Linked DNA regions of Homo sapiens: region 2 is linked to region 1. The links are chromatin loops, found by intact Hi-C in ENCODE. Cell type or tissue: PC-3. All regions are shown on one strand.

Region 1 (5,000 bases):
GCACAATCTCGGCTCACTGCAACCTCCGCCTCTGGGGTTCAAGTGATTCTATTGCCTCAGCCTCTCAAGTAGCTGGGATTACAGGCACATGCTGCCACACCCGGCCGATTTTTGTGTTTTTAGTAGAGACAGGGTTTCATCATGTTGCCCAGGCTGGTCTTTTGTTTTTTGTTTTTTTTTTCTCTCTGCCGCCCAGGCTGGAGTACAGTGGTCCAATCTCGGCTCACTATGACCTCTACCTCCTGGGTTCAAGCAATTCTCCCTCAGCCTCCCGAGTAGCTGGGACTATAGGCATGTGCCACCATGCCCGGCTAATTTTTGTATTTTTAGTAGAGATGGGGTTTCACCATGTTGGCCAGGCTGGTCTTGAACTCCTGACCTCAAGTGATCCACCCACCTTGGCCTCCCAAAGTGCTAGGATTATAGTCATGAGCCACTGCACCGGGCCAACCCAGGCTGGTCTTGAACTCCTGACCTCAGGTGATCCAGCTGCCTAAGCCTCCCAAAGTGCTGGGATTACAGGTGTGAGCCACTGCACCTGGCTGAGTTTTAGCTTTACATAATTAAAAGAAGAAAACAGTTCCAAAATGAAAGAAAATACAGACAACCTAACAGCAAAGGCTCAGAAACAGAGCTCAAGACCTACAATATTGGGACAGGATTTCTAGAGATAAAGTGTCTTGCTGCTATCAAAATATATAACCAAGTAGCACCCAAAGGGTACTGGAATAGTTCTAGATACTCACCTAGATGAAACTGAGTTCTAGATGTAAGTATGGCACTAAATGCCGCAAAGTGATGAACCTTCATTTTTCCACCAGTGAAAGGTGCTGGAGCCAAATAACCTTTTAAGGGCCCTTGATGCCTTCCAATTAAAAATTTCTATCAGTGCTAAAAATTCTTACCTGCAGATTTGGGGCAACCATCTGAGAGACTCAAGGTCGCCTCCAAGGGGCTGCAAAAGCAGGTGCTGGAATGACAACTGGATAAACACTCACTGAACACCGAGTTAGAGGAATTGGAAAGGGATCCTGAAGCCCCATCACTCAGCTCATAAAACCCTACAAATAAAAACACCGTTGGAATTAACATCATGTCAAGAAATAATGCATATTCACGCTTAACAGGAAAATGAATAATCATTTAGGAAAAGGAGATTTTTTGTTTGTTTTTTGGCCAATTTTGATTCATTGGACTTTGGTGTCCTAATCTTATGGTCTTATTTCAAACAATCCTTAGGAAAAGGCAAAGAGCCCATAACTAGGGGTACATTTCAGAGTTACCCTCACCCTCAAATTGACCTTATTCCTTGACCCCGCCTTTGAACATGTCCAAGGAAAGAAACTTAGATCTGTCAAGCCTCATCTTTATCATGATTGTTTCAGAACAATAATAAGAGAAAAATCTAAGGAGCCCAAATGGTTTAAAAGAAAAAAAAAAAAAACTTTTGAAGTGGTCTCAGGAAGTTGAAGTGTGACTAATTTTCTAGCCCAGTTCTGACTTACTCAAGTTTCAAAGGAGGGCACCTCTTGCAGAAATTTGAATAGCTTTTATTTTTAAACTTGGGGGACTCCAATCACATTGATCTCATTACTAAAAATTTTGTTGTCTGAGTTTATTTCCCTCTTATTCCGATAAAACTGAATGGCAGACTTCTTTTTTGTTTATCCTCTCTGCACTGGAAACAAACTCCATTGCCATTTGCAGGTCTGGGAATGTTAACCACAAGGGGCTGAGATACAACTCAAGAGTGCAGAATTCTGTCCTTGTGCTCAATCACTCACCTGAGCTAGGCCGACTGTCTGTCTCCAGGTGCTCTTCAGATGTCTTTTCTACATCCAGTCTCAGGTCACTTATCTGCTTGTCAAGCTCTTGCAACTGATTCAACAAACCAGCATCTCTTCGCCTCAAACAGTTCTGATTAGGAAGAAACAAAGGAAACATGAACATACAGGGGTGACAAAAGAACCAGAAAGTCTACTCTAAGGATTCAAATTACCCATCTGAAGAGTTCACTAAACTTAGAAAACCAAAATTTTACTGGATGACCTGAAGTAACGAAAAACTTCGAGAATTCAAGAATATGTCCTATGTTTAATTCCACTTTCTCACATTTTGTGGTGATATAAAGTTTCTTCATAAAAACAAGACTTGTTTTTAGTTTCAACTAATATATACAAACTGACTTTTCATAGATAGGGACAAGAAAAATGGACTGAGACTTTAAATCATCTGGTGTATAACCAGTCTTTTAAAAAACAATACTTCACAGTAGACTCTTTAATTTGAAATGAGAGTAAGAGATTTCCTATAATACACTATAATCTTAGGTGAGATTTTCTGGCCAAATGTCTTGGCCTGCAGAGTTTTGTTTTCTATTAGTTGCTTTGTGGGGTTTAATCAGTCTTAGAGCCTTTGAAAGTGAGAAACTAATACTAATAGCCAGTGCCAAGTATAATGTGAGCTGGCAGAATCCAAAACCCTCATGGGAAGGCCCATCGAGATTTGAACGCCTCTGGGTTTCCAAAGGTGACAGATGGATTGTGCTAACTCACACTGCCACCTAGTGCTTCCTATTGCTGGAAAAACGGGAGAACTCAAAAAGCATCTGGTTCAAATCATGAATGCCAAGTCTACAAATGAAAATAGTACCATAAATACTGACTGGACTGGAATTCTCTTGACATACTGCTTTGCTCCCCTCAAGCGGACAATAGGAATGCGCCACTTACAATCTTGAGATTCATGCAGACAAAAAGGTGCAATTGCACAAAACAATAAAATGTAAAAGTCACCAGCCATAACCAGTGAGAACTGGCTCAAATGAATGTTACATAGGAATCTGGTCTGTGACCGAAGCAGCACAGTAAAATGCCAAAACAGAGATATTACACAAACCACAGTGTACATCCTTACAAAACACATGCATATGAATATCTACGCCTCTTGTCTTTTGACTTAAAAAGCTTGGAGACATAAATTGTATGTTTGTTTGCTACAATTAATTTCTTCAGGAAAAATGAACCTATCAAGTAAAAGCACTTTGGTGCTTAAAAACACACACACACACACAGAGAAAAGAAATGATCTGAAAAGAGATAATAGAAGAAAACACATGACAACTGCACAGCATCACCACTTTATTGTGGGAGGGCCACTACCTGGCATGTGTCTAGTTTAGATAGTATCACTTGGTCAGGTGAGGACGTTTGCTGTTTCCAAAACTACATTTTAAGGTCACTGAAAACAAAGCTGTCGCCATTATTCTGAGGCGGGGTCAAAAGCTGTTCATCAATACATTAAGCTACAAAGTTCTTTTTCTTCCCCATTAATGAAGACTGCATAGAAAGACTGAGACACTGACAGAAACCCAGTAAGATAAATGCTTACCGAGAGCAGGTTCTCTTTTCTCCCACCTCCACCACCAATCACAGCTGGCAGAACGTATAAAATATGAGAGGAGGGGACACAGTCTCCAGCCAAATTTCCATCATTTCCATCTAGTTTGAGCTGCCTTATACAAAGGGCTTCTATTTGAAATTAAGCACCAGCCTGGGTGAAAGCTGGCATGCTGGGGAGAGCTCTCGGAGAGGCACGGCTCCCTACAGGCGCTCCAGTGTAATCGTAAAACTCGGCCCTGGACAGTTAAGCACGCCACAAACCCCCTCCTTGGCTTTTGGCCCCTCTCGGCGGGAGGAGATAAAGTCAAGAAAACCTCCAAATAAAATGGTATTTTAAGTGGGAGTTTGCAAACCGCTGGGGAGAGGGCATATACTCATCTAACTAAGGAGACCGAACGTTAGAACTAGGCGACTCCAAGAATCCCGAAGGCAGAGGAGGAGGGAAGAGCGGCCACCCCCTTCCCGCAATCCGCGCGAGGTCGCCAGACACAAAGCGGGCACACGCCAGAAACGCGTGGGCGTCGGCAGCCCACACGCCGCGGGCACTCAGGAAGGGGATCAGGGAGGTATGGGGCGGTCGGGGGCGTCCCATAACAGCGAGCATCTCCCCAGCCAGAGTCAACCTCGCGCCCGCCCCAGGCCACCTGCCCGACCTCCAGCCCCTGGGCAGGAACAGCCGTGCTCCACCTTCGGGCACGACCTACCAATTGCTTTCTTAGCAGCAAGATGTTCTCCTCCAAGAACTTCTCCTCCAGGCGACTGCGCTGCGCCGCCTCCCCCAGTAGCTCCCCAGCGCGGGGCGCAGCGGCTCCCGCACCCCCGGCGCCGCGCAGGGCGCCCCTGACCAGCAGCTCTTGGCGCTGGCGCAGGTACTCCAGCTCCGCCAGCCCGGCCAGCGTGGCCTCCTGCCGCTCCCGGGTGCGCTGCCGCTCGGTGTCTGCCTCGCCCTTCTCCCGCCAGCGCCCCTCGGGCTCCGCCGTGCGCTGCTCGCCTCGGGCCGGCGCCGGAGGCTCCAGCTCCTTCGCCGTCCCGGCCGGACTCGGCTTCATGGCCCCCAGTCGGGCAGCGAGAGCCGTCACCGCAGCCGGGCCGCCCAGGCGGAGGAGCAGGGCGCTAGGGCTGCGGCCGCGGGTGGGCTCATGCCGCCCTGTGGCGGGGCGCGGCGCTGGCGGGGACGGTGGCTAGAAGCCCTCGAGTCCTGCGCGCGACCGCCGGCTGCTGCTGTCCCGGCCCGGGCAGCGCCGTCCGCTGTCGCCGCGCGTCCCTCGCCGCGGCCCGGCAGCTGATAACGCCCTGCCCGGCGCTACGTCACGCGCGGCGGCCCTGCAAACCCCCGCCTGGCGCCCGCCTCCCCGCGCCGGCCCCTCGGCTGCGACGCTTGCGCCCCCAGGCTTCCCCTCCTCTGTCAGGCGCGCCGCCCGGCCCCCAGAGCCGCCTCCTCCTCGCTCGGCCCTCCCCGCCCCTCCTCGCCCCTCCCCGCCTCCTCCCCCGCTCTCTTCGCGGGCCTCCTCGCCCCCTTTTCGGGTTTACTGCACCCGATTTTGCCCTCGCTCCTCATTGGCTCTTTCTCGTCGCCCAAAGCTCGGGGCGAGCGCCTGG
Region 2 (5,000 bases), 420 kb before region 1:
TGTAAATAGTAATAATAACAACGGCTGATGATATTGTCCCCAAAAAGGAGACAAAAAGTGCTTCAGAGTGAACACCTTTAATTGGTTTACAGAACTGCCTGTAGTACAATAATGGAAGCAGGCAATCTTAGTCCTAACAGATCTTTCTTTCTCTCCCAAGCTGGTAGACAGATACTGGCTCTTGCCAGACTGCTATCATCAACAGATTGAGTTGACAAGTTTGTAATGAAGGAAAACTTGGAGGGACGAAGTGTAAGAAGTACCCTCATCATTTATGATCTCTGGGCATATGGCTAGGAACAGGAGGAGAGAAAACATTGTGCCTACTGACATTTGCCAGTCTTACAATGAATTTTGATTGAAAAATACATTAACGTTCCCTTTTTTGAGATGTCTATTGTCACCACCCTAATATAAAAAATTATTTTTCCCTTTCTACAATAAGCATGCCCTCATTATTAGGAGTATTAAATCATCGAGAAACACTGAAGTCAGCTAAGTCCCTTTAGCCAAGTATAGGAACTACACTAGCCAAAATGCTCTGGGTGAAGTTCATTACTTAATCATCCACCTTCCAAAAGCAAAGTATCTTTTTCTAGTTTCTTACATATTATCTGTAACATGTAGCTTTTGAGTGGTTGGACTTAACAAAGGCCTGACGATACTTTAGTGAAACTACTTCCTAGAAGAGAAGGCTGAGTTTGAGAAGAGAGTCCTTAAAGCACAGATTAACACTTTCTTGGCTAAATGTTCCAAGCGCATTTGTGGAAGGTACAGAGCTGTCCACTTGGGCATTTAAAAGGGCTACAGAAACCTAGGCCCCTTCCATCTTTGGAGGCTATTAGTTTACTAAAAATTTTTTGAATGCCAAAATAGACGTATAACAGTTGAAATATAGCATGAATACACTTAACAAATTAATACTTAGAAAAAATATAGTGCAATATAACTATGCTATTTAAAAGATAATAACATTCATAAAAGTCATTGCTCCACATAATGGAGGTAGACAGTTAATGGAACATAAGCTTAAAACTATACGACATCTTTCAATGTCATCAGTATACCCCATTTGAAGATCTACTTGAGCCCCTTCACGAATATGGGCCTTGGATAAATAGCCCTTCAGGTCTCTACTAGTATAGAGGTAGTCCCAACTCCTTTAGCCCAAGAAAGCACTTCAAAAATAGATGTTGGAGGCAGTGGATATCCTAAATATCCGTCTTACATGTTCTAGAAGTGTAACAAAATTTCACACATACCCCATTAATATGTACAAATATTAGGTATCAAAAAAGTAGACCTTAGACTTCGTTTTGGGAAATGATGGTTTCTGAGACACTCCTGCCCCTTTCCACTAAGCCTCCTTTCTAGGTAACATTTTTGATGGTCTATTTTGAGTGTTTATGACTTAGGAAGTTATATACCTTGGCTCCTTGTAGGAATGACCCAGAATGCTTATTCTTCATAGGAATGTCCTTTGACAAAAATATAGTGCAACATAATTGCTATTTTATTTTCATTTTATTTATTTTGAGACAGGGCCTCACTCTGTCATCCAGGTTGGAGTGCCTGGTGGATCTTGGCTCACTGCAACCTCCGCCTCCTGGACTCAAGTGATCCCCCTACCTCAGCCTCCCAAGTAACTGGGACCACAGGCACGCACCACCATGCCTGGCTAATTTTTGTGTTTTTTGGTAGAGATAGGGTTTCACCATGTTGCCTAGGCTGGTCTCGATCTCCTGGGCTCAAGCAATTTGCCCACCTTGGCCTCCCAAAGTGCTGCGATTACAGACATGAGCCACCGTGCCTGGCCAATAACTGCAACTTTAAAGATAACTATGCTTTTTAACACAATCCTTGTTGAAGAATCTTTGTAACAGTGTAAACTGGTCCATCTCCAAGAGTGCTGGACCTGGGGATTTGGTCACATGAATTTGGGTTCAAGTTCTGCAGCACCAAGACTAGTTAAGTGACACTAAGAAATTACTAATCCCTCTGAGCCTTGATTTCAACTGTAAAATGGAGATAACAATAGTTCTTATCTCATAGGGTGGTCTGAAGATTGAATGGGTTGCCACAATGAGAGCACTCCTGTGCTGCCTGGCATCTACTGGGCACTCAGATGTTCCTCATCATCACTGTTATTCTTATCCCAAATTCATACTCAAATTTTCAGAAACAGAGCTATATGTAGAAGATAGAAAGTTCAAACCTCTTTTTTTAACTACTTTTTGATATTTTTAGATGTTTCAGATTTTTATTTAAAGAAGTTTAGAGGCACTAATTACTCTGATGGGCTCTGAAATGGGTAATAGCCTTTATGTAGTGCCAAGGCTTGGCCTCCAGATGTCAGTATGAACTCAATTGATGGAGGTAGTTACTATGTGAACCAGTTGGATGGTTAAAGCTCTTCTCTACTTGTCTATTAAATAACATTGCAGATGCACAATCATTCTTTGATTTTAAAAATGTAATAAATAGATACCTTTTAATCTATTACTTTGGGAGACACTGAACCATAAAGCTGGTATGGAAAACATGCAACAAGTATATGAATCTGGAAATACCACTTCAAGAAAGTTGGACACCATTACCACAAATAAAAATGTGGAAAGAGTGTTAAATTTAACAATTGCTCTTGGAGTAAAATTATTATTTACATAATTATGACATCTATCCTATGAGTCCTCAAAAATTATTCAAGAGAATCAGAGGCCATATCTGACATTCCTTACATTCTACAGCTGTGCAGTACATATTTAGAGCCATTTCCATTAGAAAGTGGGATTAAAAATAGGTCCATGTCTATGAAGACCATGTGAAAGTAAATTGCTCCAGAAAGTGTCCCAGATTTATTATGGGTGTTGCTATAGAAACCTCAAGAAGAAGTTTGCTCTTAGAGGGCATCCTTTTTTATTCTATTTGTTCAATAAACATTTATTGAGCATCTACTACATTCCAGGTCGATTTTAAGTGTTGAGAATACAGCAGTAAACAAAGCAGACAAAATCCCTGCCCACATGGTTTATGGTTTAGGGAAAAGAGACAGAGAATAAACACAATAGATAAATGAATAAACAAAATTGTATAGAAGATAAGTGCGACAGATCAAAAGTGGAAAAGAAGGCAAACATTTGAAATACAGTAGTTAATCTAGGACAAAATGAACAAGTGACATTTAAGGAAACACTTGAAGCAAGTGAGGGAGCACACCAGAGGTATATTTGGGAGAAGAGCACTCCAGGTAGAGGAACCAGCAAAGTCAAAGTCAAGGGACAGCAAAAATGCTAGTGTGGCTGAGGCAGACTAGATGGGACTCCTTCCAGGATTTCTGGTAGAGTCATGGCATGATTTGACTTTACTGAAACCCATCTGGTTGTTCTGGTAAGAATAGGTGGCAAGTGTGGAGCAGGGCCAAACAGGAAAACCAGTCAGGAGGCAACTGCAATACTCTAAGATAAAGACTAGTGGTTTGGAATAAGAATTCAGGTGGAGCATCTAAAGATGGTTGTTCAAGTGAAGACATCTGGATGCCTCTGCAGCCTGGAAAGGTCTATTAGTTTAAGGATGAAGCTGTTTTAAAGTCCATTCTAAAACAAACAAAAAATTCCACCCATAATCCTTTTATACTAATGAATTACATCTTGAAACATATTATGGAAGTTAAAAGAAAAGTCTTAGTTTATAATAGTGCAAAAAGAAGAGTCAGAAAAAAGTCAGCATGACAAATACATAAAACTCAAATATATAGAGTACATGACAAATACATAAAACTAATATTTATGGGAGACAAGAAGCAAAGTTTCTTCTGATCTTGGCAAAAATAATGAAACCAGATTTCTATCTTAAAATAAAGAAAATTTCTATCTTAAAGAAAATTCCATTTTCTCTGGAATCCTAATCATTTTTTTCTTAGACCAAACTTAGAAATACCAATTCAGTTTTTAAAAAGTCAATAGACTCTGTTTTAGAGCAGTTTTAGGTTTACAGAAAAAGGAGTTTAAAAGACAGCATTCCCATATACTCCTCCTCCCCCTGCCCCACCCTCAACTAATGCAGCCCTCACCCACGCTAATGCAAGATTTTAATAACTAATTGATACATTATGATCAATTAGATTCCATAGTTTACATGAAGGCTCACTCTTCATGTTGTACATCTCTATGGGTTTTGACAAGGGCCTAACATTATGTATCTAACACTGCAATATCATACAGAATAGTTTCACTGCTCTAAAATTCTCCTGTGCTCCACCCAGTCATCTTCTTCCTTGTCCAGAACCTCTGGCAACCACTGATTTTTTTCTATCTCTATAGTTTTGCCTTTTCCAGAATGTCATATAGTTGGAATCATATAGTATGTAGCCTTTTTAAATTGGCTTCTTTTATTTAGCAGTGTACATTTAAGGCTCTTCTCTTTTTGTGGCTTGATGGCTTATTTTTTTAATTGATTGTTTTGGTTGGAAGCGTCTGTGTGTCCCTCCCTTTGTACTTGTATAAAGAAATATTTCATCTATCCTGTATTACCATCTTTGTACGCAGAACTCTAAATTTCATTACGTACCCTTCCCACATGCCAGCAGGCATTGTTGATTATGGTGACAAATGATATATTCATTAAAATGAGATCCATTTGTTCTGGTAAGGTGTTCCAATAAGGAGACTACAAAATATCATGTAAAGACCCATTGTCACTGGCACCTGATCCAAGTCATCTCTGACTTGGGTCCCGTTTTATGACCCACTCTTGACATTTCCTATTTGCTGTACTACGGGAAAAAGAATCCAGTTTTTCTTTCTACCCCACCTCCACTGTGTGTCAAAGAAAGTGCACAGATACCACATTAGAATAGTAAAATCAGTTACATTGTGTATCACTAGGATTATGTAATAGTTTTCATCTAAACTTTTTTTTTTTGGAGGAATTTAGGTTCAAAAAGCTTTCAGATATTGAAGTATTTATGGGTGAAATGAGATGATGTCTGGAATTTTTTCACT

What was found. Peaks named below come from ENCODE experiments on the same cell type or tissue, not always from the same donor. Only the 100,000 strongest peaks of a DNase experiment are listed, where the experiment ranks them.
Region 2: it touches region 1 in a loop (14-fold over the local background); 42 of 110 quality-filtered maps call a loop at or near these places.

What each region holds. Positions count from the first base shown.
Region 1 is chr14:58,637,653-58,642,652 of GRCh38, reverse strand. It overlaps DACT1 (dishevelled binding antagonist of beta catenin 1), which reads right to left and starts at 4,691. Exons shown (of 4, transcript NM_001079520.2): 1 at 4,106-4,691; 2 at 1,785-1,917; 3 at 906-1,061. The coding sequence starts at 4,450. RefSeq lists a silencer at 4,191-4,900. In PC-3, CTCF peaks have their summits at 734, 946 and 2,570 (motif pointing left); a DNase peak (open chromatin) is centred at 2,552; H3K4me3 peaks cover 1,637 bases; H3K27me3 peaks cover 1,918 bases.
Region 2 is chr14:59,052,975-59,057,974 of GRCh38, reverse strand. No RefSeq gene overlaps it. Among named protein-coding and RNA genes, the nearest start is that of DAAM1, 130 kb to the left of the region's middle. In PC-3, CTCF peaks have their summits at 2,138 and 2,344 (motif pointing right); a DNase peak (open chromatin) is centred at 2,354; H3K27me3 peaks cover 1,053 bases.